Regions from separate parts of the Mus musculus genome. Here regions 1, 2 and 3 are each linked to region 4. The links are chromatin loops, found by intact Hi-C in ENCODE. Cell type or tissue: heart. All regions are shown on one strand.

The links. Hi-C counts contacts between places; a loop is a spot of excess contacts. Peaks named below come from ENCODE experiments on the same cell type or tissue, not always from the same donor. Only the 100,000 strongest peaks of a DNase experiment are listed, where the experiment ranks them.
Region 1: it touches region 4 in a loop (2.9-fold over the local background); 13 of 42 quality-filtered maps call a loop at or near these places.
Region 2: it touches region 4 in a loop (2.4-fold over the local background); 13 of 42 quality-filtered maps call a loop at or near these places.
Region 3: it touches region 4 in a loop (2.8-fold over the local background); 15 of 42 quality-filtered maps call a loop at or near these places.

What each region holds. Positions count from the first base shown.
Region 1 is chr14:45,448,403-45,456,402 of GRCm38, forward strand. No RefSeq gene overlaps it. Among named protein-coding and RNA genes, the nearest start is that of Gm34250, 5.3 kb to the left of the region's middle. In heart, no CTCF peak of the experiment used is centred here; DNase peaks (open chromatin) are centred at 2,859, 3,959, 4,559 and 7,469; H3K27ac peaks cover 5,417 bases.
Region 2 is chr14:45,474,503-45,482,502 of GRCm38, forward strand. Fermt2 (fermitin family member 2) reads right to left here. Exons shown (of 15, transcript NM_146054.3): 4 at 7,930-8,000; 5 at 1,386-1,611; 6 at 1,071-1,173. Among named protein-coding and RNA genes, the nearest start is that of Gm34250, 31 kb to the left of the region's middle. In heart, no CTCF peak of the experiment used is centred here; DNase peaks (open chromatin) are centred at 3,349 and 5,189; H3K27ac peaks cover 763 bases.
Region 3 is chr14:45,460,045-45,468,044 of GRCm38, forward strand. It overlaps Fermt2 (fermitin family member 2), which reads right to left. Exons shown (of 15, transcript NM_146054.3): 10 at 7,294-7,418; 11 at 5,040-5,146; 12 at 4,680-4,901; 13 at 2,072-2,196; 14 at 1,723-1,864. Among named protein-coding and RNA genes, the nearest start is that of Gm34250, 17 kb to the left of the region's middle. In heart, no CTCF peak of the experiment used is centred here; a DNase peak (open chromatin) is centred at 3,797; H3K4me3 peaks cover 594 bases; H3K27ac peaks cover 2,256 bases.
Region 4 is chr14:45,526,076-45,534,075 of GRCm38, forward strand. It overlaps Fermt2 (fermitin family member 2), which reads right to left and starts at 3,990. Exons shown (of 15, transcript NM_146054.3): 1 at 3,859-3,990; 2 at 3,350-3,516. The coding sequence starts at 3,506. It overlaps Gm46452 (a long non-coding RNA gene), which reads left to right and starts at 4,147. Exons shown (of 3, transcript XR_001781252.2): 1 at 4,147-4,481; 2 at 7,098-7,230. In heart, a CTCF peak has its summit at 3,595; DNase peaks (open chromatin) are centred at 2,976, 3,526 and 4,146; H3K4me3 peaks cover 4,403 bases; H3K27ac peaks cover 3,154 bases.

The DNA.
Region 1 (8,000 bases), 78 kb before region 4:
GAGCTTGGGAGGTAGAGGCAGCAGGATTAGAAGCTAAGGTTCTTTCTTGGTTACATTGAGAGTAGAGGCTAGTCTGGCTAGGTAAGCTAATAGGTCAAAATAACAACATCAACAATACCCACCTCAAAACAGAACAACACATTTGACAAACTCCTTAGATCATTCCCAAAGATTAAAATAGGACTTACACTTTAAAATGAGAGAAATAAAACTTTTTTTTTTCCTCTTTTGAGACAGGGTCTTGCTATGTAGCCCAGGATGGTGTCAGACTCACAATCCGGCTTCAGCCTCCAGAGCTGGGATAGCACCATCATGTCTGGATGTTGGACTGGGAAGCCTCAAAGCTTTAGAGAGGACACAAGAGACCTCTCTCATGAACTGAAGTGAGGCAGCTGATTTCCAGTAGAGAATAATACTCTCAAAAGAAAAGGTTATAAACCATACACCTTTAAAATGAAGTATTTCAGGCTGGAGAGATGGCTCAGTGGTTAAGAACACTGAGTGCTCTTCCAGAGGTCCTGAGTTCAATTCCCAGCCACCACGTGGTGGCTCACAACCATCTGTAATGGGATCTGATGCCCTCTTCTGGTGTGTCTGAAGACAGCTCCAGTGTACTCATATACATAAAATAAATTAAAAAGAAATAAGTATTTTGCCAGGTAGTGGTGCACATGCCTTTAAACCCAGCACTTGGGAGGCAGAGGCAGGCAGATTTCTGAGTTCAAAGCCAGCCTGATCTTCAGAGTGAGTTCCAGGACAGCCAGGGCTACACAGAGAAACCCTGTCTCGAAAAACCAAAAATAAATAAATAAATAAATAAATAAATAAATAAATAAATAAATAAATAAATAAATAAAATTTAAAAAATTAAAATTAAGTATTTCTAGTTATCAGAAACTCCTTTAAGAAAAACAAGCTATCCACAGTCTGAAAGAAGCTATGGACACATACTTAATACAGGGTTCGTTTCCCAAATGGAGAAATCCCTTCCTTCCACTGGAGAGCAAATTCAATAATAGAGCTAAGTTTCTCAAGAATGGGCAGAAATGTGAGTCACTTCGCAAGGAAAGGCACACAGGCAGTCAGCAAGCTCCTGAAATGATTCCCAGAATCCTCTCTCTTCAGAGAGACACAAATTAGAGTCACTTCACACCTCCCATTAGGGTGGCTAAAATATCAAAGACTGACAACTTCACATTAGTAACCCAACACTGCACGTGGACACATTAAAACAGCGTGTCTGTCACCCCCTAACGCCAGACCTCTTAGAAGGGATGAGATGTTCGTCCTCCATGTCACAAAGCCAGGAAGATAAAATCAAGCTGAGCATCAGCACAAGTGGCTCAGGTGGCCCAGGAGTGGGGAAACAGCAGGTGAGGCCCACAGACACCTTTTCCAGCTTTTTGAGGAAAGAAAGTTATAGATACAATGCAGAGGACATGAGGAGCTTACCTCTGTCTTTCCTTAGGTGGTGAGGTCACCTGGAACTCCTTTTGTGGTCTGGTGCTTCTCTGTATATCCCTGGCTGTCCTGGAACTTACTCTGTAGACCAGGCTGGCCTCGAACTCAGCAATCCACCTGCCTCTGCCTTCCGAGTGCTGAGATTAAAGGTGTGTGCCACCACTGCCCAGCTTCTTCTTCTTCTTTTTTTTTTTTTTAAGATTTATTTATTATTATATGTAAGTACACTGTAGCTGTCTTGAGACACACCAGAGGGCATCACTATGGATGGTTGTGAGCCACCGTGTGGTTGCTGGGACTTGAACTCTGGACCTCTGGAAGAGCAGTCAGTGCTCTTAACCACTAAGCCATCTCTCCAGCCCCAAGTGATGCCTTTTCTTGACAGGATGTAGAAATAACTGATCCCTGAGAGCCAGCCTAGGCTAACTCTCCACCGCTCTTAAAAACCAAAAAATTGACTTAAATTTTTAAAAAATTAAATATTTTAAAGATACTTTTAGCCAGGCAGTGGTGGCACACACCTCTAATCCCAGCACTTGGGATGCAAGGCAAGCAGATTTCTGAGTTTGAGGCCAGCCTGGTCTACAGAGTGAGTTCCAGGACAGCCAGGACTACACAGAGAAACCCTGTCTCAAAAAACAACAACAAAAAGATACTTTAAAAAATTATCTTAAAACAATTCTTTTGCTTAATTAAAGCACAGCTTTCTGATGCGTGGAGATGGGTGTGAGAGAGTCTTGTGGACACTTTATCAGAGAAGAAATTAGAAAAATTGTAGTGGGCTCCTATTTGAGACTTTAGCTGAGAGTAAATGCCTGATGAGAATGCCTTCTGTTGTTGTTGTTGTTTCGTTTCAAGACAGGGTTTCTCTGTGTAGCCCTGGCTGCCCTGGCCAGGCTGGCACTGACCTCAGAGATCCACCTGCCTCTGCGTCCAGGGTGCCTGGGATTAAAGGTGTGCACATATGCCTCACCATCCCCCAGTGAGAAGGCCTTTTTGCATAAAACACGTAACAGGATAACCCAATGGTCCTTACTTTTTGTTGCTGTTGTTGTTTTTTCCTTGTTTGATTTTTTATTTTGAATTTACATTTTCTGTTGGAAGCACCTGTCTACAACAAGGTCTGACCTGTTCATTATGTAAATGGGCACAGTTCCCTGATTTCAAAAAGGCAGCAGGGAGGGGAAGACTAAGATTTTTGAATTAAAAATAACAGAAAGAAAAAAAATTCCTATTGGCTAACAGAAACAAACCAAACCAAACCAAACCAAACCAAACCAAACCAAACCCTTCAAGTCTGAAGGCTCTGTTCACACTCCTCTGGCCTGAATGCTGTTTCCCCTGAGCACTTTGGCCCCAGCTGGCCCCAGGGATCAGGCCCCAGGCCTTGCACATGCTCAGTGCTTGGCAGATAACCTATAGCCCCAGCTCTGCTGATGTTACAAGCAAGTCACGTGCATGCATTCTTCAAGCTAACCCTTTTCTTTGTATCTGGATCCTGCCCTCCCTTCCTCCAGAAGTCTGTGCCGAGCCACTTCTGCATGCCTGGCTTCCTGAGGGTCTGGCCTTGTGTGGCCCTGTGGTCTACTTTCCCAGATGAGCTACTCTGAATTGCTAGTAATGCTTTTTGGGGGTACACCTCATAGTTGTGGTCAGTGTCGGACTCCTGAGAAGTCATGAGAACAGATCTGTCTGGTGACAAGAGCTCTTTTTCCTAGTTTGGGTTCTTTAGAGATGTGTTGTGGTAAATATTATTTTGGGGCTTTTTTTTTTTTTTTTACCACACTTTGACCATATAGTTTCTAAATAAAAGGCACAAACACCTTTTATTTTATTTTATTTTTTTTGAGACAGGGTTTCTCACTGTAGCCCTGGCTGTCCTGGAACTCACTCTGTAGACCAGGCTGGCCTCGAACTCAGAAATCCACTTGCCACTGCCTCACAAGTGCTGGGATTAAAGGTGTGCGCCACCACTGCCTGGCTTAACAACTTTTAGATTTATAATAAGCCATGTATCATTAAAGTTGGGCAGATATCAACACTCTATACTATTTTGTCTACTCCCCTGTCAATAACTCCGAGATATCACTTGCCATGTTCTGCCTGGGCCACTCCTGCTCTGATAGGCCAGCCCTCACCATCCACCTACCCCATGGCGACTTCTTCCTTTCCTCCTCTCTCCTCTTCCTGGATCCTGCCTGCCTGCGACCCCAAGGCAGAGAACCTTCACTCTGTCCCCTCTTCTGCCCAGCCCAGGCTGTAGGCATCATTATTAACTAACCAGGGATAGATAACTTGGGAGCAGGGGTGGGCAAGGGGGAGAGGAATGTGCTAGAAAGAGCTGACTTCGAAGGCTTATTTACAGCAGTGGTCTTTCTCAGTCACTTCAGAAGTTTCCCTAAGCAAAAGGACACACAGGCACAGCTGCTCCGGGTCTAAGGTCCCCACACCCTCCTCCTGTTGGGAGATTCCCACGATGCTCTGTCTCCCTGCAGGCTGTGATTCCTTCCCCTCTGCCCTCTCACCGGATGTGCTCTGAGTGTCATGTCCCTCAGACTCAGTGGACAGCATCTTTGAAAATGCAAGCTGGCTTTCCCACTGGTCCTCTGCAGCATCTTGCTCATAGAAGCCTTTGCTCTGGGCTCCTGTATCTCAGTCATAAAGCCTTTCTGGCTGTTTTCTTCCATGTCCCTCCACTGCCTCTGAAAACTCCGGGCATTTAAGTTGACTTGGGCTATAGACCTGATGCTTACGTGGATATCACTGATTGGCCTCGCTTCTCCAGGACGATTTTTTTTAATGGCTCTACTCCCAGGAAACCTGGTTTTCCCATCTGTACTTCAAAAACAACTAAATTTAGCCTTGTTTCAATAATTCGACAGACCTCATTATTCCCCGTAATTTTTTCTCTTTCTTTTTCCTTTCTCAGCCCTTCATTGAGGTTTTGAGGGTTATTTCTTGAGATTCTCCCTTTCCTGGGAGAATTTCCTGGGCTTTGGATTTTCTTATTTCCTGCCATCTGGTCTCCACCCCCACCTCCCACCCCCGCATGGCTTCCCTTGGGCCCTTGGTGTCCCCTTGGTCACATGGCTTTCCCAGGGCTATGCCTCGTGAGCACTTATCACTCCTGTCCTGGCTGCAGTTAGTTATTAACGGCTGTGGGGCTGTCAAGGGCGTCGTAGCGTGCAACCTTCTCTTTTGGAGCCCTACAGGCTTCCCCGCTTCTCCTACTGCACGCACACCCCAAGATTTATCAACAAAATCTCCTTGTTTCTTCCTCCATCTCTGGCGGCAGTGACACACTTGGGTCTGAATGCAGAGATCTTTGGGAGAATGAACTCTATGGGAACCAAAAGAGCTGACTGGCTTCTTTGTCGACCCCTGACCTTCCTTAGAGATAGCACCCAATTAACTAGGTAGCAAACAGTTCATTGTTTTGTCTCTCCCCATTCAGAAATCAGGGCAGCCTAACCTACTGCCACAGGCCATACCCTCAAGCTTTGCTGGGACTCAGTTTTTTTGCCCCAGTTGCTCCAGATATCAAAGGGGTTCTAAACACACTTCCTAGGTTTAGAAATTGTTTTTGTTCAGAGATCAACATGATTTGACCCGAAGCAGTTCCTAAGGGTTAGAGGAAAGGCTGTTAGACCCATGTTGTTTGCCTAAACAAAAAAACCAAACACAACACACTTAAAATGTCTCCGTTCCACCACTGTGTCTTCAATAGTGAAGATGAAAGGAGACATCTGTCCAGTTTCCTTTCTAAACATCTTCTCAGGGAGAATTTGGGGCATGTGAAAGAGGTCAGGCTGCTGGCATGGGCCCCATTTACCATACAGCAAGCAAGCAGGGAATCTAGTTGCAGTTTCAAGCTCTGAGAGGAGACATTTGCACTTCACAGTGTGGCTGCTATCCTCCAGTCTGTGTAAGAGGCTCCAGGAGAAGATGTCAGGCCCTGTCTGGGATTTCTCAGCTATGTGGCTCCAGCAGGTTTGTGCTGGTTTTCCCAAGCCCAGTTGTATGCTGAGGCAAGCTTGGCATTTGCTTTCCCAGTGGAGCTGGCTGTGCTGTTGCTGGCCCAGTTGGGTCTGTGACTTACGTGGGGTCTCGGTATATCCTGAGTATGAAACAGAGCAAGGTCAACTGGACCTTGAAGAACTGAAGCCCTGGCCCCGGGCTCATTTGCCCTGTTCTTAAACCACCGAAGCCTGCTAGCCCCACCAATTAAAGATTCTCTTGGCAGCAGAGGCCAGAATTGGGGACCAGGTATCCAGGAGCAGTGTGGCTGCTGCTGAGACCACTCCCTCCCCCTGGCCTTCAGTGACTTAGTACCACTGTTACACATGGGACATTAGCACCCAAAATGGTCTCTCAGTAGTTTGGAGGTTGTCCAAATGGTGTAGTAGGGTGAAGTGCTTGCCACATGAGCCTAACAGCCTCAGTTAGATCCTGAAATCCAGGTAAGGGAGGAGGGGGAGGAGGAGGGGGAGGAGGAGCTTCATGTGCTTGCTCCTGCCTCCTCAATAATAATAAAAATTTCAAAGCACAGCCTGCCCACTACAATGACAAATATTTGCCATTTTTCACTGTTTCAAGCCCTCCATGTTTAAAAGCGAGTTGTATTTTCTGCAAGGTGGAACCTGTCATTCTTCATTCTACTGTTCCGTGTGTTTGTTTACAAGTCTTTGCTGCTTTAGGTAGTGAGCTGTCTTTTTTTTTTTTTTTTTTTAATCATTTTTAGTTCAGTGCTAGATATTGCCCACAGGACTCTGCGGTGGGACGTGGTGCGGGAAGTGGGGAAGGCTCCTGGGTAGCTCACACTGACTAGCCTTGAACTCACTAACACAGGCTGGTCTTGAACACTTCAGATCCTGCTCCCTCCCTCCCTGGTGCCAGAATTACATACAGGTTTCCCAGCCCTTTTGACTTTTTGCCCCGAGGTCTAACTAATTTGCTCATTGTGATTCTCCTGCTTTAGCTTCTTGAGCAGATGGGATTACAGACCTGTGCCACCACAGGGCCCTGCATGCCCTAGAACCTGTTTCCTGGTGGGCACGAGGACACACTTAAGTTTCTCCACATCCACGGTGGAATTGAGAGGGCCTAAAATGCACAGGATGGCAACAACCGTTTCTGGGGACGCTATAGTTTATAATTGCACCGATAAACATCCTGTTACCCCAGTAACGCTTTACTCTGTCAGATCTTAACCATTTTACTAGTACCACAGGCAAGAGACTACTTTAAAATTGGTGGCTGGGATGTAGCTCAGCAGCAGAGCATGTGTCTAATACACGAGGACCTCTGGGTTGGTTCTGTCCTCTGCACTTCACATACAAAGCGCCCATTTTCCAGAATCCTGTGCAGATGGACAGCTTTTCACTTCAGGCTTCCTTTCCTCCCTTGTGAAATGAGTACCTTAAGGGTTTGTGCATTTCCTCTGGATTGGCCTGTGTGAGCACAGACAGGTGTGCACATCTGTTTATAGTCTCGGTTCTCTTGTCCAGCCAATTATATGATGCAAATACCTTCTCCACATTTTCTGCTCTGTTGATTGATTTGAGAAAAGGCTTGGCTTTGTATAAGCTTGGCATCTTCCGGCCTCTCCAGTCAATGCTCTCCTCTTCCAGCTTTGATTTGCTGTCCACTCAATACTTCCTGCACTGTGTTGTCTCACAGACAGTGACACGTAGGACACATAGGCCAGGATTCTTTAACTCGGATCACAGGAGCATTTTTCCAACTTCAGTCCTTGGTCCACCTGGAATTGATTTCGATGACTGCATAGCTAGACGAGGCTGTGGCCCAAGCTCTTTGGGGAACTCTTTTGTGATGATCTCAGAAACAAGTAGCTGTCCCTACACCCTTGGTTCCAGTCTCTTTTGACTGCAGTGTTTCCATCATCTCTGCCAATGTCGTGCTGTTTGTGGGATGTTTGTTTGTTTTTTGAGGCAGGCTCTCACTATGTAGCCTTGGAACTCACTATTGTCAACCAGGCTGGCCTCTGTGTGCTAGGGTCCAAGGCATGCCAGGTGTGCACCACGACCCCACACTTTCTGTGTTTGAAACTTTAAAGTTCCGATACAAGCTGGGCGGGGTTATTCTGGGATTCTCATGCTCGTGTTTTCTGCTTTGTTCACACTCCTCTCACCCACTGTCCTATTTGGCAAAGCTGATTCCCTCGGCTGCTTGTTATTTCTCAGGAGCATTTTGACTCTTCCAAGTGTTCTGAGCACTGAGTCTGTAACTAGGCAAAAAGCTGAGAGGCTGTGTAGCTACCAGTAGGATTCGGAGTCTGTGTTTTCACTCGATTTTAGAAAGCCGGACATTAGAATTCTGTGCTCAGAATGTTTTCCTATCATGCATTTGCCACATTGATTCAGACATGGCTTCAAAGTTGTTTGGCTCACTGTGCTGTTTGTAATCATAAATGTAATTAACATTGAGCCTGGTCCAGTTCCCGGGGCAGTATTGTGGATAATGCCTGAGCAGCAAAGCCACAGGAGACTATAATTAGATCTCATGAAATAATGGTCTCA
Region 2 (8,000 bases), 52 kb before region 4:
ATTCATAACAGTAGCAAAATTAGTTACAAAGCAACAACAAAAATAATTTTATGGTTTGGGGTCATCACAACGTGAGGAATGGTATTATAGGATTGAAGCATTAGGAAGGCTGTACTAGCTAGAGTATAATTCAGACATAATAAGACAAAGCAATGAGCCAAGTGCCTCTCTCCCCAAAGAATCCAAACCTCCATGCCATCTGGTCTTGGGGAGAAACAGATTTTTAGAGCAAAGTTAAATTGCAGCAGAAAAGCAAAGAGTTAAAGCAGACTTACCAGTCACAGAAATTATTAGTTTGTTAGGTAGGATAACCATGCAGGTGGTAAGACAATACAAAGCAGGCTTGGTGCACACCTTTAATCCCAGCACTAGGGAGGGAGAGGTGGGTAGATCTCTGTGAGTTTGAAGCCAGCTTTGTCTATATATAGAGTTCACAGGATAGCCAGGGCTACCCTGTCTCAAAAAACAAACCAAAACCCAAAACCAACCAACTAATCAGCCAGTCAAAAAAACCCCAACCCCCCCCCAAAAAAAACAAACAAAAAAACAAACAAAAACAAAACATCAAAAAAAATTACAAAAAGTGATCTTTCAGAAAAGTATTTTTTTAATCTTAAAAAAATACTTACATACAATGGTGCTTTGCCTACATGTATGTTTATGTAAAGGTATTGGATGCCCTGGAACAAGAGTCACAGACAGTTGTGAGCTGCCATGTGGGTGCTGGGAATTGAACCCAGGTCCTCTGAAGAGCAGTGCTTTTAACTGCTCAGCCATTTATCTATTCCCAGAAAATTATTCTATGCCTTACAACATACTCGCAGATGATAAAATTTTTTAAAGTGACCAGTACCTTTGAAACACACAAAGAAAATATAATTACCTTAACAAAAGAGAAGAAAATGTCTAAAAATGGTCTCAACCTAGGAAAATACCAGATTTACTCAGAATACAAATACCTTTGCCTAAAGGTCTAGTTTTTTTAGTATTATTCAAAACGTGCTATAGTTTCTTAACACTCAGATGAGAAGAGGAACAGAAGTAGAAAGAGCCCTTTAAGTCCTTGGTACCTTTGGATTCAAATCAAAAAAGCTGTAGTACTTGAATCGGAGCAGCAAGGCCTCGTTCTCCTTCACATCTTGCTCCATGAGAGATCTTGAGGAATCTAGCCACCTGGGACAAAGCAGGAACAGCACTGAACACTGCAGACGAGCTCGCCAAATCCCCCACGGTGTAAGTTAAACTTACCCACGGCCAGGCCTGCTGGTGCATGCCTTTTTAAATTAATCCCAGGGCTTAGGAGGCAGAGTCAGGCAGTTCTCTCTGACTTTGGAACCAGCCTGGTGTCTAAAGAGACACCCTGTCTCAAAAAACCCAAAACTTACCCTTGGTTGGTTTTTGCTTTATCAAGAAGAGCTTGAGGCTTGAACATTTTTGCCAGTATTTCTGGTGATGTTACTGGCTGACTGACAGCAAGTATCCCAGGATTGCCTTCTGACAGGGCACTGTCACCAAACCAGGCAGAAGTTGGTGACAAAGGGCTTCCATCATGAGCGTCGTAAGTAGGGGTCATTGTTTTACTATAAAGTCCCGGGCTTGAATATATGCTTCCTAGTAAGTGAGAAGAGATGGCTGTCAGGAGCGGGTCAGAATCTTAGTGCAGTCAGGACACACACTACGGTAGGAAGCACACTGAGCCACAAGCTTCAATCTGGAAGGAAAGCTTTAGTCCATTATTTACCTGCCTCAAAACACAAAAGAACTCTGCTCGTACATTAGAGCACACAGTACCAAAGCCGTGAGAGTGTAATTAAGTTGGCAGAAACTCTGAGGAAAAAGCCAGTTTGAAGGAACTAGGGCTATGGCTGAAGCGCGCAGACCGACACACTGTGTGTGTAATTGTGGTGAGGCTCACCTTTCAGAGGGCCAATGTAAAGAACATCGGTGCCTATAGGAAAGGAAAGAAAGGAATTCAGAAGGCAAAGGAAAGGCAACACTAGAAGACATAAGAATGAAAAGAAACGGGAAAAAGGAAAACAGACTTGCCCCAGTTGTGACTCGTAAGTAGCCGAGTCAACAACCTCAGGAGCTTCAACATAAATCCATCACTTTGTCCACTGCAAAATGAAGCTATGCTCTAATCAAGCATACCCTGATTTGGTTTATGTACAGCTGACCTAATAAAGGCAGAGGCATCCCCTCACTGATCTCAGGACCCTCAGTAACAGCTACAGTAGAGGTCACATAAAGAAGACACATTAGCTAGTGGTAAATGTTCTTTGACTTGAATAACATAATTAAGGCGACCAAAGACATCGAGTAAAAACATCTGCCTTAACTCTGTTATATTTGGTCCTGTCCTGTGTTCCCCCCCCCCCCCCAGACAGGGTCTCATACCATGGTCCAGGCTGGGCTCAAACTTGGCTATAATCATGATTTTAAAAAAGAAAATGTGCAATTGCTGTTACACGGTTACTGGACGTGGAGAGAATAGTAACTGTTCACTCTCCGCCAGTCATCTAACTGGAGGCCATGCTTAGGAATCCTCCTTCCTCCCACCCCGTGAGCACAGAAGCGATAACCTAAGAAGTCACAGTGAAATGGAAGGACTTTCACTGAACGTAAGCGGATCTTGTCAGCCACCTGTATCTGCCCTGGTATCCCTGTGCTCTGTGTTGTGCTCAAACAACCTGTCCATCTGAGCGCTGAGACGGGGAGGAGGCCTGAATTCCCCTCCACCTTGAAAGCAGACACTGGGACACAGCCCTGAGGTACTGTTCACTAGGGAATCATTTTCAAACTTCAAATCATGTGTCCATACTCACCAAAGGCAGGAGCCACTGCCCCAGCTCACCTGGGCAGAGAGTAACTCTGCTAAGGAGTACACAGAAATACAGTACGGGAAATATTAACGTCTAGGCAGAAACCTGTTTATTTAAAAGAACTGTTAAATACACCTTTCACGAAAGTCAAAATATTGACCTTCTTCCCACTAAAATAATATACTAGAATTATTTAGAACCTAGTAAAACTAAAACTGACCACTCTTTACGGAGTTTCCCATACAGAAAGTATGTTAGTAGAGCCCGCCCAAGGCCTCTGCGCTTTCAATTTCCTGGAGTTTGCATTTTACATACCAGTTTCAATTTGTCTTATGGATGCTCTAGGATGACAACTCATTTAGTGTCCCAACGAATTTATTTTCTCCCTAGAGAACAAGCTGTAGCCCCGAGGCTGAAGGCCTTGGTCACAGTCGTGAGCTAGCAGCTGTGGAGCCATGCCAGGAACCAGCCCATCTTGGTCGCCTGCACACAACCTTCACGTCCTGCAACTCAAACCATTCCCAAGCCTTGTGCGTCTGACTGCTTAGAATCTTGGTGCCACGATAAGGGAAGCCTCAGTAAATAGTTCTTGTACTGATTTCCCAATTCTGGTTGCACCGCAGGGTCAGAGGGTGTGCATAGTTCAAATTCCTTCAGGTCCAGCTCAAAGGCTAACACTAACTATCTTGTTTTCCTATTTGCCTGTGTTTATATAACAAACATTGCAAAGAAAGAAAATAAAGAAATGGCTGGCACTTGAAAGGGAATAGCCAAAGAATAAGTTTAAAAGTAACTTTTACTACTAGCCTAGCTTATTTTCTGTATTATTTGACTTTGTTATAATGAAATTATATTCAGTATCTGACTTCTGTAATAGAAAATATGAAGCTCATTAGAACATATTACTGAAGAAATCTTTCTCTCTCTCTCTTTCTCTCTCTCATAAATCTCACTTTAATTGGAAAAAATAAATTGAAGAAAATTTCAACCTTTAGTATTTGAATATTTAATATCTTAATATATACTTTTTTAGTTTTTTAAAGAATAGGTTTAATAGCATTTTGATACTTAAAATAGTCAAGATCCAGATAGGAAAAAATTGCATCCTACATAAATAATCTTCCTAGTAAATAGAATGCTGACTATATTCAATGTTAGTGTAGAACCCAGATTTTCTTTTTTCTAGATGCCTTCTGATTTTTTTCCCCAGGAAAAGTTTCTAATGAGATCATTTCCACTTATATAACAAACTGATAATAAGTTTCTTTGAAAATTAACCACTAGACTGTAAAAGTGTTCTTTCTTTGAAAAACTGCTTTTAGTCTGTGTGGTAGTGCATAGCTGTTGACCCCAGCTGTGGGGACTCTAAGACAGGAGAACCGTCCAGAGTCTGAGGCCAACTCTGGCAATAGTGAATTCATGCCAAGGACAGCGATGTAGTCGTTAGAATTTATAGTGTATGTGTATATCTGTTGGCCAGGCAGAGTGGAACCTGACAGATACAGGTTATACACACACACAAATGCACACATAACTGTAATAAAAATGACTTTGTTTGCATTGAGAATACACAGCTACATTCTTGCCACTACAAATTAGACAGCTATGCAGAGGAAGAGCCTGTATAGATTCTTTATGACTCGTTTGCTACCAATTTTTCTACAGAACCAGAGCATGTTCTAAAAGGGGACATCAATCTGAATGACCACGGCTCAGCCAGCCCTTCTGACAGTCATTATTAGAAAAAGAGCCTAGATAATAAACCATGACAGCTCACCCAATGCTTCCTCCCCAGCTAATGTCTACATAAACAGCTTATTCTTGTGCCTCTCAGACTCAGAAGACACTTCCAGCCACTTCTGTGTCTTGGATTTCCTGTGCACACTGATAGTCACCATTGGTTTCTGGGCTACAAAGCTCACTCAGCTTCCCAGCTTCCAGTACTCAAGGCTGACAAGATCTTCCGTGCTGCAGCTTCTAATGTGGATGGCCACACACTGTGCTGATCACTACACACACACTGCGAGGTATAAAGAGTCCTTAAGGAACTGAAGTTTTTTTCTTTATTGTAATCAAAGTTTTTTTTTTTTAAATCAGTCAAAGCTAGATTCTGGCTTTTGTGTCCTCAGTAGTGGGTTGGGGCATGTGGCCACATGGTCAGAGCTTTAGCTTTCGGGACAGACCTGACAGAGCTCACGTCTGTCTCCTTTACAGTGTCTGATCCCAGGCAACTGACTCAGCCTGAGTTTCTCATGCTACTATTACTCAGAACCGAGTCGAGTTACACACTGGCTCTGCATGTCCTGTTCAGAAAACAAGCTGCCTTGTCAAGGAACGTAGCCCTTGACAGCTGCAACCTTTCAACACAACCCTGGTTTTCCCTTCTTAAAAAGATGTAAAGGAACTGCAGATGGCTAGATGGGTCCAACTGATCTTCCAGGCGACCCAGGTAGAGTCCCAGCATCCACATGGCAGCTCACAGCTGTCTGTAACACCAATCTAGGGGTTCTGACCTCCTCTGACCTCCGTGAGCACCTCACACACAGTATGCACAAACATGCATGCAGGCAAAACACCCACACATAAAAGATAAATCTCAGCCGGGCGTGGTGGCGCATGCCTTTAATCCCAGCTCTCGGGAGGCAGAGGCAGGCAGATTTCTGAGTTCTAGGCCAGCCTGGTCTACAGAGTTCCAGGACAGCCAGGGCTATACAGAGAAACCCTGTCTCGAAAAAACCAAAAAAAAAAAAAAAAAAAAAAAAAAAGATAAATCTCAAAATTAAAAAAAAGTATTTTAAAAAGTCTCTTGTAAAGCTGTCCAGTGGTGTCCTTAGGACACTCAGAGCTGCTGGAAAGGCCAAGCCTGAGGAAAGGACTAAAGAATGATGCACGGTCCAGAAATAAAGATCAGCTATAGTCTGGGTGAAAAGGAATTCACCAGTATTAGGCAGGGGAGGAGAACAGCATAAATTCTAAACTACAGTGGACCGTGATCTCTGTCCCCACACAAAGAAGAAAACCTAGTGGATATGGTGGCTCAGGCCTACAGGCAGAGGAGGGAGGACTGAGTGTCACCACTGCGGTATGTGAGGTCAGAATGGCGTACACAGCGAGCTCCAGCCCAAGCTACACCAAGGCTCCACTCAACTGAAACCCAGAACCAACTCGCTGAAGTAAGGAAGGAGCAGTAACTACCAAAGAGCGCAAGGGCACAGGTGTGAGCAGAGCAGAGGTGTGAGCATCGACTCTGGCAACTGGCCTTGTCCTAGCGCTTAAAAGAGTAATCTTATCACTGTTCTCAGAGGACCCCAGTTTGGTTCCCAGCACCAGGCTGGGTGGGTCACAACCACCAACTAGTAACTCCAGACCCTGGAGATCTGACCCAGTGTTTTGGCATCTTCAGGCACTATACACACATGCACTCCTCCCCCCACATACACTTATATAAAAGGATTCGGAACTCTGGCCAGCAGACACACACTAAACATATACTTTTAGCCCTACATAAAAAAAAGTGGGAAAAAAAGGAATATGTGCGTGTGTGTGCATGCGTGTGTGTGCATGTGTGTATATATATATATATATATGTTTTGAAGACATTATCTGGCCCTAAAGTATCCCTTCTTTTCTCTGGAAGAGATCTTCCACTGTTATCTGTTAACACTGGGTGACTTCTAGGGCCAGGGCCTGTCCATGTGCTCACCTGGGCTTCTAATCCTGGCTACCCATTAGAGCTCCTGCAACTGTCTTCATAACTCCCTAGGGTAGCCGACAGAACTCAGAAACTCCCTCCCTCCATCACAGGATGGAGGCACAGCCACATGGAAGAGGAATGTATTTTATCAGGATGATCTTTGCTGCCATTCTATTTACAATAAAATTCTGACCTCTGCCACATCTTTAATCCCCGCACTCAGGAGGGAGAGGCAGGTAGGTCTCTGTGAGTTCAAGGATAGCTTGGTCTACATAGAGAGACGCTGTCTCAAAAAAATCAAACAAACAATTCACAAACGAAATTCCTCAACCCATAAAACCGAATATACCCTGAGATGAGTAATATTGGCCTCTGAATTCCTAGCACGTTTTCTAACTCATTTAGCATCTATGTTTAACTCCTTTAAATGTCTTGTTTGTATTTCTCAGAATCCAGCCAATGCAGAATATTAACAGTACAAGCCCTTTCTAACTTTCTTGTGCCCCTTAGTTCCATCCTCCTTAAAACGTGGGTCATTACCCAGCTACCTCAAAGGCTGGGATGAGAATCCAGTTTCCAAACTGCATCACACAGCTATGGACAACGCATAGCTCTGTGCCTCAGTAGAGTTGGCTTTCATCTCCACCAGGACATAATTTAAGTGGCCAGGAATGAATTACATCAAAGCCAAGTCCAGATATCTGCAGCAGGGAAGGCTCTCAAGTAATGGTGGTCAATGGAAATGTGGCAACCGTGATGTTGATGTGTCCAGGACTAAAGAACCATTAACCCATTTAGTCTTCCAGTGATGAGAATCACCTACCTGCCTGATGTATGCCAAACAGAGTGGGTTTTCGCTTAAAGCAAAGAGGGTGAGGGACTCCCTTTGTGCAGGGAATGCACAATTATTACAGCATACAACTCACTCAACACAGAAAGCCGTAAGATAGGAGAATACCTAGTTCAGCTTGGGGAGGGATGAGTGGGAATATGAGGACACTTCTCAAAGGGAGGACTCCTGAAGAAAAAGGTAGGGATGCAGAGGGACCAAGACATGCAGAGCACAGAAAGGTCTTAAGAAACTAAATAAGGTTTTAGGTACTAATGTAACAACAAAAGAGTATTTTTTTTTTCACATTCTACCTATAAAAAAGCTTTCAATTTCTGCAAACTAAATAACTGAGTCCAACTGTAGAGTATCTTTTTTAGACTCTGTGATCAAAGAACCAGGCTCCTTTTTCATTGACCCCATCAGTAACATGAGATATGATGACAGGCAGGATCTCAGCTCTGTGACTGAGGAGAGAGGCTGAGGGGGCTGGACCACTCTCCTGACCTCTCTGAGCCCATACCCTTAACAGAAGACACAGTTTAGGAGCCTCACGCTCTGCCTTTGTTGAGTCTAGTTCTCACCTGATCCAGGCATGATAAGAGGTCCTTCCAGCTCAAGCGCTTCGTCTTCAGACTGGTCATCTAGCTTTTTC
Region 3 (8,000 bases), 66 kb before region 4:
GTCAGTTCCCCGGAAGCTTCCGGACTTTAAGTTATGGTACTCCACCCCGCAGGGACGTGGGAACAGCCATCATGTCAGTGATGTCATAGGTCTAAACAGTAAGAAAAGTGTATCATCCCCACATCCCTTTCGTTTGCAAGTTCTCAAGGCGTTTACGTCGTTAAGGTCCCGAGTGGTCTCTAGTGATGCAATTAATGAGAATGGCCCTCTTTAGGTCCTGGGAGAAAACTTACTTCTTGAGTCTTATTTAACATTCGCTTCAATATGTAGTCTTTAGGTATCAAGCTTAAATATTTCAGAACGATGTGTATTTCTTTTTTTTTTTAAAGATTTATTTATTTATTATATGTAAGTACACTGTAGCTGTCTTCAGACACACCAGAAGAGGGCGTCAGATTTCGTTACGGATGGTTGTGAGCCACCATGTGGTTGCTGGGATTTGAACTCCGGACCTTTGGAAGAGCAGTCGGGTACTCTTACCCACTGAGCCATCTCACCAGCCCCCGATGTGTATTTCTGATAGCAGCTGAATACAGTGTATCCAATATATGCCAAGCAAAATCGCCTGCCAGTGAGCCGGTTTTATATGATCACAATGTAACAAAGAAAAGGGCACCAAGCTACATAGTGGGATGCGCACCAGGTTTTACAGACCCTGCTGCGGCAGTCATCAAGTGTGTGGGCGTGGACACTAAGCAGCCCTTAGGCTTCTAAGTGGGAGCGTCCTCATTTGTGAAGTCCAGGCAACCTGCCTGCTTTAGAAGGCTGAGGTGAGGCATAGAGGCCAGTGTAAGTGCAAACGTCTAGTGTCATGTCTGACCCCATAGAGGAGGCACAGGACATAACCTCTGACTGCTGTTTCGAGAAGCTGTTACAGAAAGATATCCTTAAGTATGGATGGTAAGTTCAAGTGAGAAATGAGTAACCAACCACATGGTCTGCACTTTAAAGATTATTTTTTACTATCCATATTTTTAGAGAGTCTTCTGTATTTTGTAGCCCAGGCTATTCTCTCTCTCTCTCTCTCTCTCTCTCTCTCTCTCTCTCTCTCTCTCTCTCTCTGTATATATATGTATACATACACACACACACATACACACACATATATATATACATACATATGTATGTATGTATTTTACGAGTACATGTGTTGTGTCTGCATGTATGTCTGCAAGGCCAGATGAGAGTATCAGATTCCCAGGAAATAAGAGTTGCAGGAGGTTGTGAACCTCCATGCCTGTGGGTGCTAACATGAACCTTAGTTCTCTGGAGGAGTAACAACAGCTCTCAGCTTTGGAGCCATCTCTACTCTGATTATCTGTAAATAGACTACCCTATGCAGGGTCTCACTGGGATGGGGATAGGGTCTTACAGCTTGGCTATCCAATGGTGGCCTTTAAAAGCTTACTTGAAGATTCTAGCATGGGAACAGAGCTACTCGGACAGCCTTGGCAGAAGGAAGGCTGTCTTTCTTCATCAGGAAATGCCGTCTGCTCCACCCAGTATGAGAGGAGAGAGCAGACACTAAACTTCACTAGCCTGATAACCTAAGCAGCCTTAGCAGTTAATGGGGTGCCAAATACCACAACCAAATCATGTCACAAAATCCAATCTTCAAAATCTACCTTTTGTCTTAGTCCTGGGGATCAAACCCAGACCCTGAACTACGCCCTCAGGCTATCTGCACTGAGTGACACCTGAGGGGCGTTCGTGCTAGCTCACCATCTTGATCTCCCAGTTGACATTCCACTGCTTCATGTTGCTGAACCGCCAGGTTTTGATGGCGTCACCTGTGCTGGCGTCCATCCGAATCAACCTGTTGTATGCAATTCCAATAAGTTCTTCTCTCTTGCCGCCTTGAAACCTGTAATATTGAAGAAACACCACTCAGAACGGGGGAAGGGATTTTCTCTAACCCTAAAAACAATGCAACTATTATAAGACATAATAATAGCATTAAGTTTTGGTGTAGAAGAGGTTAGTGTAGTCTAAGCAGCCCTGCCTTCAATGGTGAAGATCTAAGCCAACGAGGCGGACAAACTGAACACACAGACCACAGCAGCGCACTGACCTCGCAATGAAGTGTGTGATGCCGAACTCAGGCAGAGACTGCCAGGCTTGAATGAATCTCATCTTGGCTTCAATCAGGCTCATCTGGGCTACATTTTGATGGGCCTCCAAGATCCGTGCTGTTATCTAAACAGAATTTTAAATGTTTCATTAAATAACCAGACATTATTATCTTTTATTAAAAAAATTAAAAAATGATGTGCAACCATAGCATTATGCTGAATTGGAATTAAAAATTATCTAATGCTTCATTTGGGAATCCCAACAAAGCACCAATGTTAATTTCAGTTTTTATGTACCACACACAAGGCATTATTGGGATTCTAGTGTAGAGCTGCCAGGACCGAGAGATCCTGGTGGGCAATGAATGGCACAGTAACACATCCAGATGGCTACAGAGGTGCCGGCTGGAGTTCTGCAGTGCAAACCAGAACACCAGGAGGCAGAGCATCACGTTTCCATGGCAACCAAACAGGACCGCTCTGGTTGCATTTACCAGTACTTGCTTTAGGGTGAATCCCCCATGGTGGGGGACAGATGGCTAGGACTACGGCTGCTCAGTGTCTACTTTCCTTCCCTCTGTACATATAGAGAACTTACCAAATCTCTTACACAGCCTGGCTGTAGATGGCAATGCGAGGAAAGAAAAAGGAAGCAGAAAGGGGGGAAAAAAAAAGAGGCGATCAGGAAATGGCAATGAAGCAAAGAAAAGGCTATGGTACCTGCAACCCCAAATTCCAGCAGAAAACCATGCAGAAAGAAAGGGCACTCAGGTGAAAATGAAACGCAAGGAAGGATGAGAATGGGGACAGCAAGCGGCCATCGCTGTCTATGTGGCTACAGCAGAGGCGCCACACTGCAGCAAGTGTCACTCAGATTAAAGACAGAAGCTCACAGAAGACAATGCAAAGGGCAAACCCCTCCTTCTCCCTCACGTGTCTTACAGTGAGGGTAAAGCTAAGTATTTTAGTAGCGAAATAACAGTTACTAGTCAAAAGCCTATGTAGCCTTTTCCGATTTAGTCAGATGACAGGACACACGCACTCTCCTCAGAGAGAGCTGAGGGCTGCCTGTGAGCTTGCTGGCCACACTGGTCCTCTATTTGCACAAAGGCAGCAGGCCTTCAATTACCATCTGCTTTTTGCATCCTTTTTCCTGGAAGGAGAAACAAAAGGTTGCCATCCAGGGCCCTGGGAGCTAAGGCCACACAAGCATGATGTCTTTTCAGTGAGGGACTACAGTGCAATTCTTTTATTTATAGTTAAAAGCTCATTCTTACTCAAACTAACCCTGGGAAGTTTAGCGAATATTCACAGACTACGTAAGCTATGCTGACTGTCCTGTGCCCTGGCAAGGGTCACCTGCAGTGAACTTCGTGCCTGGGAATCTCATGCTACAGGGCAGCAATGTGAAGACCCAGCCTCAGAGACTCCTGAGAGGAGCGCAGGGGCCGTAACCACAGGCCACACACTGCTCCTGTCACCAAACAGAAGAGTCCAGGTCACATTTTTGTCTACAACTCAAAGACAGAAAGCTATCATCTTGGATGCCCGACATCTATGGAAACAATCAAACTGCCAAGGTCAGAGGCCATCTGAAGGCAGGAGTTCATTTTTAGAAACTCCGTCTCTTTGAACACAGTTCTTCCCTGAGTGAGGAGTCAGTGCGTCCTTCCTTCCTAACTCAGCTGCATTCCACAGGGCTCCCCGGGGCAGCACTTCCGCCATTCCTCAGCACACACTCCCACAGCCTATGACTGGGGGATAAACAATGTCCCTTCTCTGACGCAGCGGCCTCTGAACCGCACAGACAGACAAGTTCTGATTAAAGTTCTGAACATTTCTGTGCAAAGCGAAACCGTTTCAGACTCATTTAATAAAGTTATGTTTAAAATCTAAGGAAGGAAATGTTCTGTTTGGACCTTTAATGTTTTAAAATTATTTCTGAAAGATAAAAACTAAACTCAGTAAAAATGATTTATTTATTTTAGAAGCATTCCCTGCCCCCCCCCCCCTAATCTGAATCCTTCCTTTTATGGAGTGCTGTTCAGGGAAGGGAATCCTGGGGGCTCTCAAGTCAAATTCCCCGCAAAGGACCTTTTGTGATGCATCAAAGAGCCATTTGCCCAAATAGCAAACCTTTTATGGTATTAATTTCCAGGACAGGAGTTCTAAAGAGTGGACAAAGGCAGTGAATTTTAAGTTAAAATTGATAAGACGTTGTAACCCTGGGTAAGGTTCTATTAGGTTTGACTCCGGTTAAGACAGTGACGTGGGGTAAAGGATCTCTACCACATGACAGTTTATTTCTAAAGGTGGAAAATCTTCCTCAGCAAACCCAAGAACGAGGCCCTCTGGCAGGACCTGAATGTGTGACTGGGCTTTTCGCCTGTTTCCACAGGGAAAATCATTTCCTTGTGCTGAGCAACAACCTGGCTTTATCTATTAACTTTACAGACGATCTAACAACCAGTTTAAGCTGACCTCCGCCTCCCCTATTTCCTGTTTTATATTCTACCCAAGCTGGTGCTAGCTTCCATTTAACAGGAGGAGCAGCGTTTAAAGCAGGAGCACAAAGCGACACCCAGCAGGTTAGGCAGGATGAAGTACCTGTTTGCTCTTATACTTCTTCAGGTACCGCGGGGACACCAGACACTCGGGGTTGACGTCGGTTGTGATCTGGTCAGGGATCAGCTGGGGGTCTGGGTTCAGATGCTGCATTTTCAGGAAGGAAAGAATGTTCTGAACTTCCAGGTTGTAAGAACTGTCTGCCATGGTCTTGCCTTTGGAGGCTAACCTGCAAGCTGCCATCCAGTGCGCGTACTGCTTCTCCTGTGGAAAGCAAAACTGTTTCAGACTGAGAGATGAAGGCACACGGTGTCTAGGACCCAGGTACAGAATGTAGGGTCAGCGGGCCAACACACTTAGGAGTCAGAAAGGTAAGGTTTATGTGTTAATTGGAAAACTTACGTTATCACAGCGAAGCCAGATCTCATTCATGCCCTCTGCTACCGGAATTAGGAGTTTTATGTTAAATTTCTGGCCTGAAATGTTTACATCCGGAGTAACTTCACATCCTAGAAAAATAAATTTAATTACAGAAATGCATAAAAGAAATCCTGAGCCCACACAGTAGCTTCATTCTCTGAGGTCTGACTCTGCTGAACTGTGCCCATTTTAAGAACACCCCTATTCGGTGGAAGGGGGCTTACTCCAGCTTTGGCACTCAAGTGGGCGCAGAGCAAGGATTGGGAAATGCAGACCTGGACTCAGCTCTACCTCCAGGGAAGTGTTTAAACCATTAAAAGAAAGAAAGAAAGGGCACTTTAGGTAGAGTCCTAGTCTTTCTAGGAAAAATACTACATATAGTCACCTTATAAGGCCTTTTGTGGAACTTTTCAAATAAGGGAGAAGTGATGTGGTGAAGTTAAAATAAATGTGTGAGGATACATAAGTTCTGTCAACAGTCCTTAAAAAATATCAAGAACTGAACCAGGGAGTTTTCTCTTGTCGTATCAGAACCAACCACGCTGAGTGGTTACATTTACCATGCAAGCAACCATCACATTAGCACCTGTAGCACAGGTCTCCTCATCCATTCCCCACATCCAAGCTTCTCTCTCCCTAAACCCTGTTTTATGTTCCAATCACCTTATCCCCATTTCTGCCCAACTGCACCCACTGGGGAGTTTCTACCAGCGCCTGTCTCTGCTCCACAGGCCCACTTACTGTGTGTGCAAGGGGAACCAGGGCCTAGAGCGCACTGCAGCGCACACTTTCCCGTGAGTTCTATTAGGATCCCTCTCTGCATCTCGAGTCGGACCCCATTTACCCCATGGCATTCTCACCACCTCCTCCCCCATGGCCTTTTCTAAACCATCACTGCAGGGTACTGGGAACTGCACTCAGGGTCTCACACACTACCACTGAGTGCCACCCAGTCCCCAGATGGAGAAGTAAGTGTCCTTCTACCCGAGCCTGTGCAGCCATCAGGAGCAAGAAGGGAAGAAGTGACAGAGGCCACCAAGTCGGCAAATGAACCTGTAGCTGCATCCATAGGCCAGAATGAACAGACTGAGCTAGGGGCTGGAGGAGGCGGAGCTCAGCAGGAGCTCAGTTACAGCCACCTCTTATTTTAGCTCCAGTGGATCTGATACCCTCTTACCTGTACACACACACACACAGACAGACAGACAGACAGACAGACAGACAGACAGACAGACAGACATACAAACATATGCACACATACAAGCACACTTAAAAACGAGATAAAGCTTTTAAAAATATTAAGTAAAAAAGCAGAGCTAACAGCTGAGCGGGTACCAAGGTGTGGCTCAGGCTGCAGGTGCTCTGTAAGGGGGCACGCCCCTTCAGCTCCAGGACCTACATCTCAGCCAGCTCTGACAAGGGAAGGGAGACTCAAGATGGCAGCTAGGAGCCTAACAGAGACATCCTGTGCTTGCCTAGGGGAGAGCACAAAGTAAGGATAAAAAAGTGGATGGGGCCGGGCGTGGTGGCGCATGCCTGTAATCCCAGCACTCGGGAGGCAGAGGCAGGCAAATTTCTGAGTCCAAGGCCAGCCTGGTCTACAGTGAGTTCCAGGATAGCCAGGGCTACACAGAGAAACCCTGTCTCGAAAAACCAAAAAAAAAAAAAAAAAAAAAGAGTGGATGGGGGGTCGGTGGTTAGTGGTGGTGCACACCTTTAATTCCAGCACTAGGGAGTCAGAGGCAGGTGGATCTCTGAGAGTTTGAGGCCAGCCTAGTCCAGGACAACCAGGGCCACAACAACAACAACCCCACCTCCAAAAACACCTGGATGAGGAAGAGGGAGATCGGGCCCTCATCCCTAAAGAGGCTGTGGCTGTGGAAAGTGAGGTTAAGCAGGCTGACCAGAACCAGCCTATGATCAGAGGCAAAGAGCAAGCAGGAAGCTAACGACCAAAGGAGAAACCAGAAATGCACACGTGATAACCAGGAGGCTGGAAATGAGGGCACTCTAATGTGCTTAATGCTCAAGATTAAAAAAGTGACAAAAATACTTCAGCTCCAGTCGGCCCACAGAATGTAACAAAATATCCACACGCGATTCAATACCAAACTGGAGAACCAAAAACCTTTAAAAACCTGAAAGGTGTAAAGAAAGTGCCAGGCAGGTGCTGGCAAGTGACATTTACTGAAGGACATTCACTGACAGAGTTCCAGAGGTCACGAGGGCCCCCTACCTCTGAGGTTCAGCTGATGAGCAGGTGTACCACTGGACTCTTCTCGGCTCTTGTAGCAGGAGATGGACGTGTCTTTGAAAGTGCACCAGTACTGCTTGTACCCCTTTAAAGTCAGCTTCTTCGGCCTGTAAGTCAACAGAATGGAGACAATAACTACTCTGAAGTAACGTTGCCAGCGCTATGCTTTAGCAGTTACATGTCTCAAGTGTTGAAAAACACAAGGCCAATTTCACAGGCTGAAGTCATCTCCCTTTGGCCGTTTTCTTCCTGGTCCAGGCTGCTGGTGTGCTCTCCCTTCTCAGTCTATTCCACCACACCAGTCAGCGAGAGGGTGGAGAGCCCACAGCCCCCACGGCCCCCACTTCTCACTTAAAGTTTGCAAAGGTCCATGTGCACCAACAGCCTGCAGAGGCAGTGGCGTCCGTCCGCAGCATTACTGCTGCTGAAGCCCAAGCATCCTACGTCCTCAGTGTGAACGCAGGGAAGGGGAGTCTAATCCTGACACAAACACGCCACTCCAGTGCCACACACAGAAGGTGACCTAGTGAGGGTACAGGTAGATGCAAGGTGTGGAAAAGGAAGAGGGTGGGGACAGTGGCATTTGGAAATCTTGCTGTTGTAAGTGCTGTACACTGTGAGCTGTGATATTATGCTGCAACAGTTGCACAGCACAGGACAGTGGGCAGTGGGCACTGCATCTTTGTCTC
Region 4 (8,000 bases):
ATATACTTGTATGAAATTATCCTTATATAACAGTACCATTTATACACAATTTAAAGAAACACTTTAAACTATGCACATTTAAATTTTTTTTTTTTTTTTTTTTGAGGCAGGGTTTCTCTCTATAGCCTTGGTTATCCTGGAGTTCACTCTGTAGACCAGGCTGGCCTCAAACTCAGAGATCCACCTGTCTCTGCCTCCTGAATGCTGGGATTAAAGGTGTGCGCCACCACAGCTGGCCACTAACATTTTACTTTTAATAAAAAAGATTGCAGTAAATGTAAAGCCCCTGTTTGAAGTGCTCCATATGGCTTTTAAAGAAGGAGGAGAAAACCATTTTTCACATACACCGAGGTGTACAGCAAAGAGACCGTCTATGATCAGCCTACACAGGGCCAATCATAAGTTTGTTTCATCAAGCTGTAAGTCCCTAAAGCCCATATCGCCTTCACAGCATATATTTCTTGTTTTCTTTTACAGGCCTAAAGCAGAATGACAAATGTGCTCCACACTAAGATGTAAGAGACTTTTCAGATGTTGGAATTAAAGTAATAAATCTGAGAATCAGGTTTTAATAACAGTCCCTGAAATGCAAATGTTCTTTATAAAAGACTTCAACAAAATACAAAGGTACTGCTGACATACGACAAGCAGGCATCATTAACGCTTCTGACTTCGTTTGTTCTAGGAGGAACACTGTGGCTGTACAATAAAACCTACTGTACACAATGGCTGCCCCCTTTTCTGCTCACCTGCATCTTTGAGAACCCAAGCACAGCAAAAGTACCCTCATTCCAGAGCTTCCACATGCATGGGGGTGGGGGTAGGGGGGGTCAACCTGGGATCTATTAAACTCTAGGGAATCCCAGGGTGCTGTGGATGCTGTAGGTAAAGACAGCTTTGAATCATAAGGCCTTTGCTAATCATATACCCTCCAGTGAAGTTGAAACGGTTATTCTATAGACAGTGGGCACCTGAACATACAAGTGAAAACTGCCTGCAGTATAGTGTTACTAACTGCTCCGTGGCCAGCTACATGCCCACTACTGCTGTTCACTCTGAAGAAACCAGACACTGTCCCATCTCAACCCTAAACCAACCTCCACCTCTTACCCCTGTAGGCTGCTTTGATCTAGTCGGCCACTATTGACAAGTGCCCTTTAATCCCTTTGCTGATGACAACACGCAGGGCTTTAGAAGGCAGCCCATCCCAATGTTAAGACAAACCTGAAAAACTACAAAATTCCTTTCTAATTTGACTGGTCTGAGCTGTGGACATTTTAAATGGTACCCCACTCTGTGTACTTGTCAGAAGTTTGCTGAAAAATGCCTCCTCCATTTGGGACTTAAAACTCAAGAGGACTGGTGCCACCAAAGACAGGTACAGAATTCCCAGGTGCAAAGCCATTCCTGCCCCCACTGTTCTATGTAATTAACCAGCATCAGCATTGGTAAGATAGTTACTCAAAAATAACATCAATCCTGTCTACAAACAGCTCACCCCCAACAATTCTATTTATAATTGTGATTTCATAACAGTCAATCAGTGATGTAAATACAGTAGAAATCATTATTTATTCATTAAAGCTTGGTTTTGTTTTGTTTTGTTTTGTTTTGTTTTTTAGAATCCCAACTTGTCTAAGTCACCCTTGACAGATCTTTTATTGCACTGCTTAAAAAAAAAAATTACTCTGAAGAGCTGGCCATGAGGAAGACACCCGTTTAATCCCAGAACTCAAGAGACAGAGCAGGCAGATCTCTGTGAGTCTGGTCTACATAGCAAGTTCAAGGCCAGCCAGAGCTACAGAGTGAGACTCTTGCTTGAGATAACAAAACCAAAAACTAACTAAAATAAGGAAAAGCTATAATGTATTAATAAGGTCCACTTATCACGCATAAGACAATCTGATACAAATGACTGTTTCCTTGTCAAACAGGAACCATATGGGATAGTTTTCATCCTCAAGTGGAACTGTTCAAAAAAGGTTGGTAAATATTTTGCAAACAGTGATTTACTTGACTCAAAAAACAAACAAACAAACAAAAAACCAAACGTAAACTGACAGTTACTTGATTAAAGCAGCAAAACTGAATTCTTAAAGGGCCCCTTGGGGGCTCGTTCTTGGGCTATCTCTGGGAGTCAATCAATGGACAGTACTAAGAAGGGCCCCCTGCAATTAACTCCTCTTTAGTCCTCCAACAATAAAGTTCCCTCCAGGGGCATAAAGCAGAGTCACCTAATAAATGAATTCAGTCTAATTCCCAAATTATATCAAACTTCTATTTCATTTACGTTATATGGTAAATATGCAGTTCCCCCTCCCCTTTGGTAAGAAATACTTTTTCTGAGAAACGAATATTCATTACTTTTCCAGGATGGCCTGAGACATGAATGCTGATTAAAACCAACTAACCCTGCCACAAAAGACATCCCCACACAAAACACCTTATCACTTCATTATACAAAGCAGCAAGCATTTTACAGGCCAGAAAGCTGCTGCTCTGATAAACGCTCTCCGGATAAAATCACCCATCTTATCTAGTCTGGTCAATCTGCCAGGTGAAAAATGGTTTGCCTTATCACAAAATGTGGAGTGCAGTTTTCTCGAATATCCTGGGTGATAGCCCTTCCTTACAATCAAGTCCGAATCAATGCAGTATCTATGTGCACTCAAATACTGTCATCTTCAACTCAGTTTAGTGTCTGCTTTAAAAAAACAAAACACACACACACACACACAAAAAAAAAACAAAAAATAAAAAATAAGTTCTTTCGTTGGCTTCTTAATGCTCCTGATAGCTTACTTCCAACTCAGAATACAGATACCAAGTTTGTCAAGCACTGCCCCACCCCTCGCAAGAGCGGACGAGTGGAACATTTCAGGGCACTCCATCACGTAGTACAGCTACTGAAACTTCATACCGACCAACACCAGTGCACATTCTCCAGACCGGGCTGACTGTACACTCTCCCCAATAAACACCACCATCAACATCCAGGTTCCATGAGGATAAGAGGTGGGAACACCTACAGACCCGTAATACCACATTCACAACTTTCACCTGCATACTCTCTCTCCTCGTTACTTTCAACAAGTCGTCCCGGGAATCCGCAGTTAAGCATTTGGTAGGTTCGAATCACTCACTACCTTATGTAAAAATCAAAATAACAAGCAGGACGCAGAGGGGAGCACGTCTATGCGCCCTAACGTTAACAAATTTCGCATTTTAAGCGCAGCACACGCCAGGAGCTAGGATCTCCCAATTCTACCCCTCCCCCCGCCGTCTTCCCTCCCCACCCCCTCCTCTCATTCTGGGAAGTCTTTATTGGAGGCATCGGGGTGCTACTCACCGAGTTTTTCCACCAACTTCAGCATCACCCCTCCGATGTGCACCTCCCCGGTCACTCTCAGAGTGACATCACGGTTCAGGTCCGTGACATGGACGCTCAGTTCCCACGTCCCGTCCGCGTAGCAGCCATCTGGCATCCTTATCCCGTCCAGAGCCATGGCTCCCTTCCTGCGAGCGCGGAGGAAATGGCTCTCGTCAGCGTCACTCCCCCAAAGGAAGACAAACCCCACCGAGTCCGCGGCGCCGGCCGCTGCGAGGGAGAAGGCGGAGGAGCTGCGGCTACGCGCGCACAACCAAGGGCGCGAGCGCGGGCGACTCGGCACCCAGACCGTGGCCTCCGCCCGCCGCGCCCGCCTAGCGGACTTGGGCGCCTTCACCTGCCGCCGCCGCCGCTGCGCCCGGACCGCCCCGCGCCTCCCCACCCGGCCGGGGAGACCGCGCCGCGCCGGCGCGCGCTCCGCTCCTCCCGCGGCGTCCTCCCCGCGCCCCGTCCTCCGCTGCGCCCCTCACCGCGCTCCTCCCGCCGGGCTCCCGAGGCAACAGGCGAGGCTGGCGGCACCCGCGTCGCTGCTCGGGAGGAAAGCGAAGCCTCGCGCCGCTGCTAATGGAGTCCCGGCACCGCGGCCCCCGCCCCACCCCCTCTCCCCGCCCCGGCCCCCGCCCCGCAGCACCGCCCGCAGCCGGCCTCCGCCCCCTCCTCTCTGGCTCTTCTCTGACCGCGCTCCCGCGGGGGAGAGGAGGCGGCGCGCGCTCTGGTGGGGCCGGGGCGGTGCGCGCCTCGGGGGAGCGCTGCGGGGGGAGGCGGCGGCCGCAATCTCGGCCCTGCGGAGCGCTGCCCTTTTATGGAAATGAAGGACCAGGCGCAGGGATGGAATCCAACATCCGGGCTCTCGGCTGCGGAGCTGGGGTGGGGGGCGGGGGCTCGCGGGGCTGAGGCGGCGCCTGCAGCGGGGTCCCCGGGGTTCATGCGTGAGAAGCTGCCTCGGGAAGTTCCCAGGCCCCGGGACGTGTGCGGGGAACCCGGGCGCGAAGGCACCGCGCCGGGGAGCTAGGAAGAGAAGTTGGGATGCAGAAACTTTACGATGTCTGCCTTGAACATCCCACAAAAGTAGGAGAAAGGACACAGAGGGGCGGTGAGCCACAAAAGTTGCCTGGCAAGCAGGGTTCCGCACCAATCTGCGGCTCCTGCTGGACTCATGAGAGTCGGCGAGCATTATTAACCCCTGGAACCCAAGTGCCTGCCAGACGCAAAAGCTTGGCTCATGCGCTCCGGCTGGAAAAGGGGGACCTCCCCACCCCACCCCAGGAGGGCAGTGGTTTCCCCGAGACCCCTTCTCCACCCACGCCAACTGTTGGCGCGTACTTGGGACTTTTCCTCCGCAACTTAGAGGACTCAGTATTTTGAATGCACGCACATTCTCTTCCTTACCCTCCCACACACTTCCAAGACATTTAAGTAGTTTTGAACTGATGTTGAGCTGTTAAAGACTTTGACTAGTGACGAAGAAAGGTCCCCGAAGGCCCACTTCCACGTTCCCATTAACTATTACACTCTGTTGAAGGGAACTGTTCAGAATCAGCAAGCCAGGGGTTGCCTCTTCTAGCAATTTATTTAAGTCCAGGAGAGTCCGATAAGATACTGTAAAGGATCTTGGTTTTTAAAAAGTGTCTTGGACTTCGTGAACTGCCCTAGACACTTCAAAGGGGAGCCTACCGCGCAAATAACCCTTTGTTCATCAACACAACAGCAAAAGAAAAAAGCACAGCCTGCAGAAAGGGGTGGACACCCGTAAGGGAGTGAAAGCAGGAAAACTCGAGTCAAATGCCAGAGGTTTGGGAGTGGAAAAAAAAAAAAAAGGGAAACCACTCTGCTAACACTAGCCAGTCATCATGGAGAAACTGATGCACTTCTCCAAGCTTGCCTCTCTCCAGTTATTTCTACTCTGAGACGTTGTGGGTGGTTTACTTAGAAGCAATGTTGTTCAGGGTGGAAACAGTGTTGATGAAATTATGTTGTTGGAAAATACATAGGAGAATATTTTTAATAATGTAGAGAATTAGTTGCTTGGGTTAAAAAAAATCTGTACAGACCAGGCATAGTGGAGCATGTCTTTAATCCTAGCGCCCAGGAGGCAGAGGCAGGCAGGTCTTTCTGAGTTCAAGGCCAGCCTGTCCTACCTAGTTAGTTCCACGACAGCCTGGGCTATTAGAGAGACTCTGTCTCAAAAAGGCAAGCAAACAAAAATCTGTAGAAAACTGTACGTGCCTCTGTAAAATCAAGAACGCACTCATAGCCGGGCGTGGTGGCACCCGCCTTTAATCCCAGCACTCAGTAGGCAGAGGCAGGCGGATTTCAGAGTTCGAGGCCAGCCTGGTCTACAAAGTGAGTTCCAGGACAGCCAGGGCTATATAGAGAAACCCTGTCTTGAAAAAGAAAAAAAAAAAAAATTAAGAAAGAAAGAAAGAAAGAAAGAACACACCCATTTTTAAATATTTAGATTGAAAAAAGACTAGAAGGAAATTCCCCAAATGTTAGTTATTGGGTGATGTGGTCAAGAGAGGTTTTCTTTTGATTGGTTGGTTTTAGTCTTTCTTTTTCTAACTAACTCAAACCTGCCACATCCTGGACTTTTCTGGCACCACTAAGAATTGCATTCCCTGCCATAATCCGTCTCTGTGCGGTGGACAGACTGGCCACAGCAGCTACCAGATTCGTGAGCTGGATTGTCACTTTTTTCCCGTGTGTGTGTGTGTGTGTGTGTGTGTGTTAGCATCCCCAAAGTTAACTATACATTTATGTTATGTATACATTTACAAATAGGTTGGTACAAAAGCTATAGAAAATATACTGGTACCAATTAAAAACAAATATCAAAGAATCAGGGGTCTATCCCAATGGAGAAATCTCTTTATTAAAGAGATTTCATGAAAATTTACACGTCTGTTATTCACCTCATCTGTTTTTTCCCTCACCTTATCTCCAAAAGATCTGTGGCAATATAAAAGGAGGCATAAGCTAGGAGGTAGCAGGCGTTAAAAGTGGCTCAAAACAAGAAAACGATGTGTATGTGTTTGAGTCTTAGAAGGGTGGGGTAAATACTTGAAATGAAATGAGGAATGAGGCCCAGACTTATTCCTAATGACCTGCGCATGTGTTCCAGTAAGCCCAGAGTTTCTCTAACATGCCTTAGCACCAAAAATATCCGTTCTGAATATTCCTTTTCCTCAGACAAACTTGTTGAAGCCAAGTGTGGTGGTTCATAGCCTCTTAAGCCCCAGCTTCCACATTCTAGCTATTTCCAAGTGAGCTACTTTCTGAACAACCACTATAGCGTCTGCCACTCGGGCAACCGTGTTTCTTTAATCTACTTCAGTAAATGTTCCCTACAATTATTGGTGGGAGGGGTTTTAATATTGTAAATAACTGCCCTACTTAAATTATAGTTTTGCAAGGGACTTTATGCTGCCTTAAAAAGCCAGTAGGATGTTTGAGTGGTATTGAGCACCGGGAGGCAGAGACCCTTGGTTAAATACCTTTGGAAGAATAATTAGGGTGGGTGCAGCCTGTTCTTTCAGGCCTTGGCTTTGAGTATTTCAAGCTGTTGCTGCTTTGAAGATTAAAGAGGAGCCAAAACTCAAACCTTTGAAACCAGGATATTTTCCTCCTTCTAGTTCATCAAGTGAGATCTTCAAGTGCATTTGTTAAATATTTGCTTCTACCTAATATTTTCTAATGTATTTAAATGCAGGCTCTTATCTGAACCCCCGCTAGAACCTCTAAGACAACTCAATACTTGTGGGACTTACATCATGCCGAAAAGGAGCCGAGAACTCCAGTGTTTGGAAGAACAGCTCAGGCTTTGAAAGCAATATCCAAATAAGGTACCAAGCAGTAGGCTTAGATTTAGACCAAATGATACCTCACAGATCTGTCACCAGATCCAGCCCTGGGCTTGGGAATCCTCAGGTTGACTTCAGCTCTTTCTCTGGACCTACTTATGGTGTGCTTTAAAAGTTATTTTAAAAGATGAATACAAACCACAATCATGGGGTTTAAAGGAAAGAGGTTTCAAGCATGAATATGTAAGATGGGGCTTGAATTTTAAATGAAGTCAGCAAGATGAAATACAATGAATTATTTCTGTGGAATACCAGGTAAGCAGATTGCCAGGGATGAACACTACCAAGGAGGCAGAAATCCAGAAAAGTAGGGTGAGAAGAAGGTTCCACGGCCACTGTTTTGTTATAAGTGTCTAGTCTCTGTGAGGTGGGAGAGGAGGTGGGGAGAGGGGTAAGGGGGACATGAAAGACCAAATATTTAAGCTTTCAAAACAGAACAAACGAAAGACTCTGAGGTAACCATGCCAAGAAACATGCAGTCCTTGCATTTACTGTTTTCAGGGGTGGGGGTGGGGGGTTGTTGTTGTTTTTAATTTTTTTAAGGTAATCATGGCAGGCAAGTCTTTGAGTTTGAGGCCAGCCTGGACTACAGAGTGAGTTCCAGACAGTAAGGGCTACGTGGAGAAATCCTGTCTCTGAAAATCGAAAACCAAAAAAGAAAGAAAGAAGAGTTTGAGTGTTTGAGCACCAGTTTGAACTTTGACAGGAATACCCAAGGTTCACACACACTTCTAACAGCATAGTTGTCATTG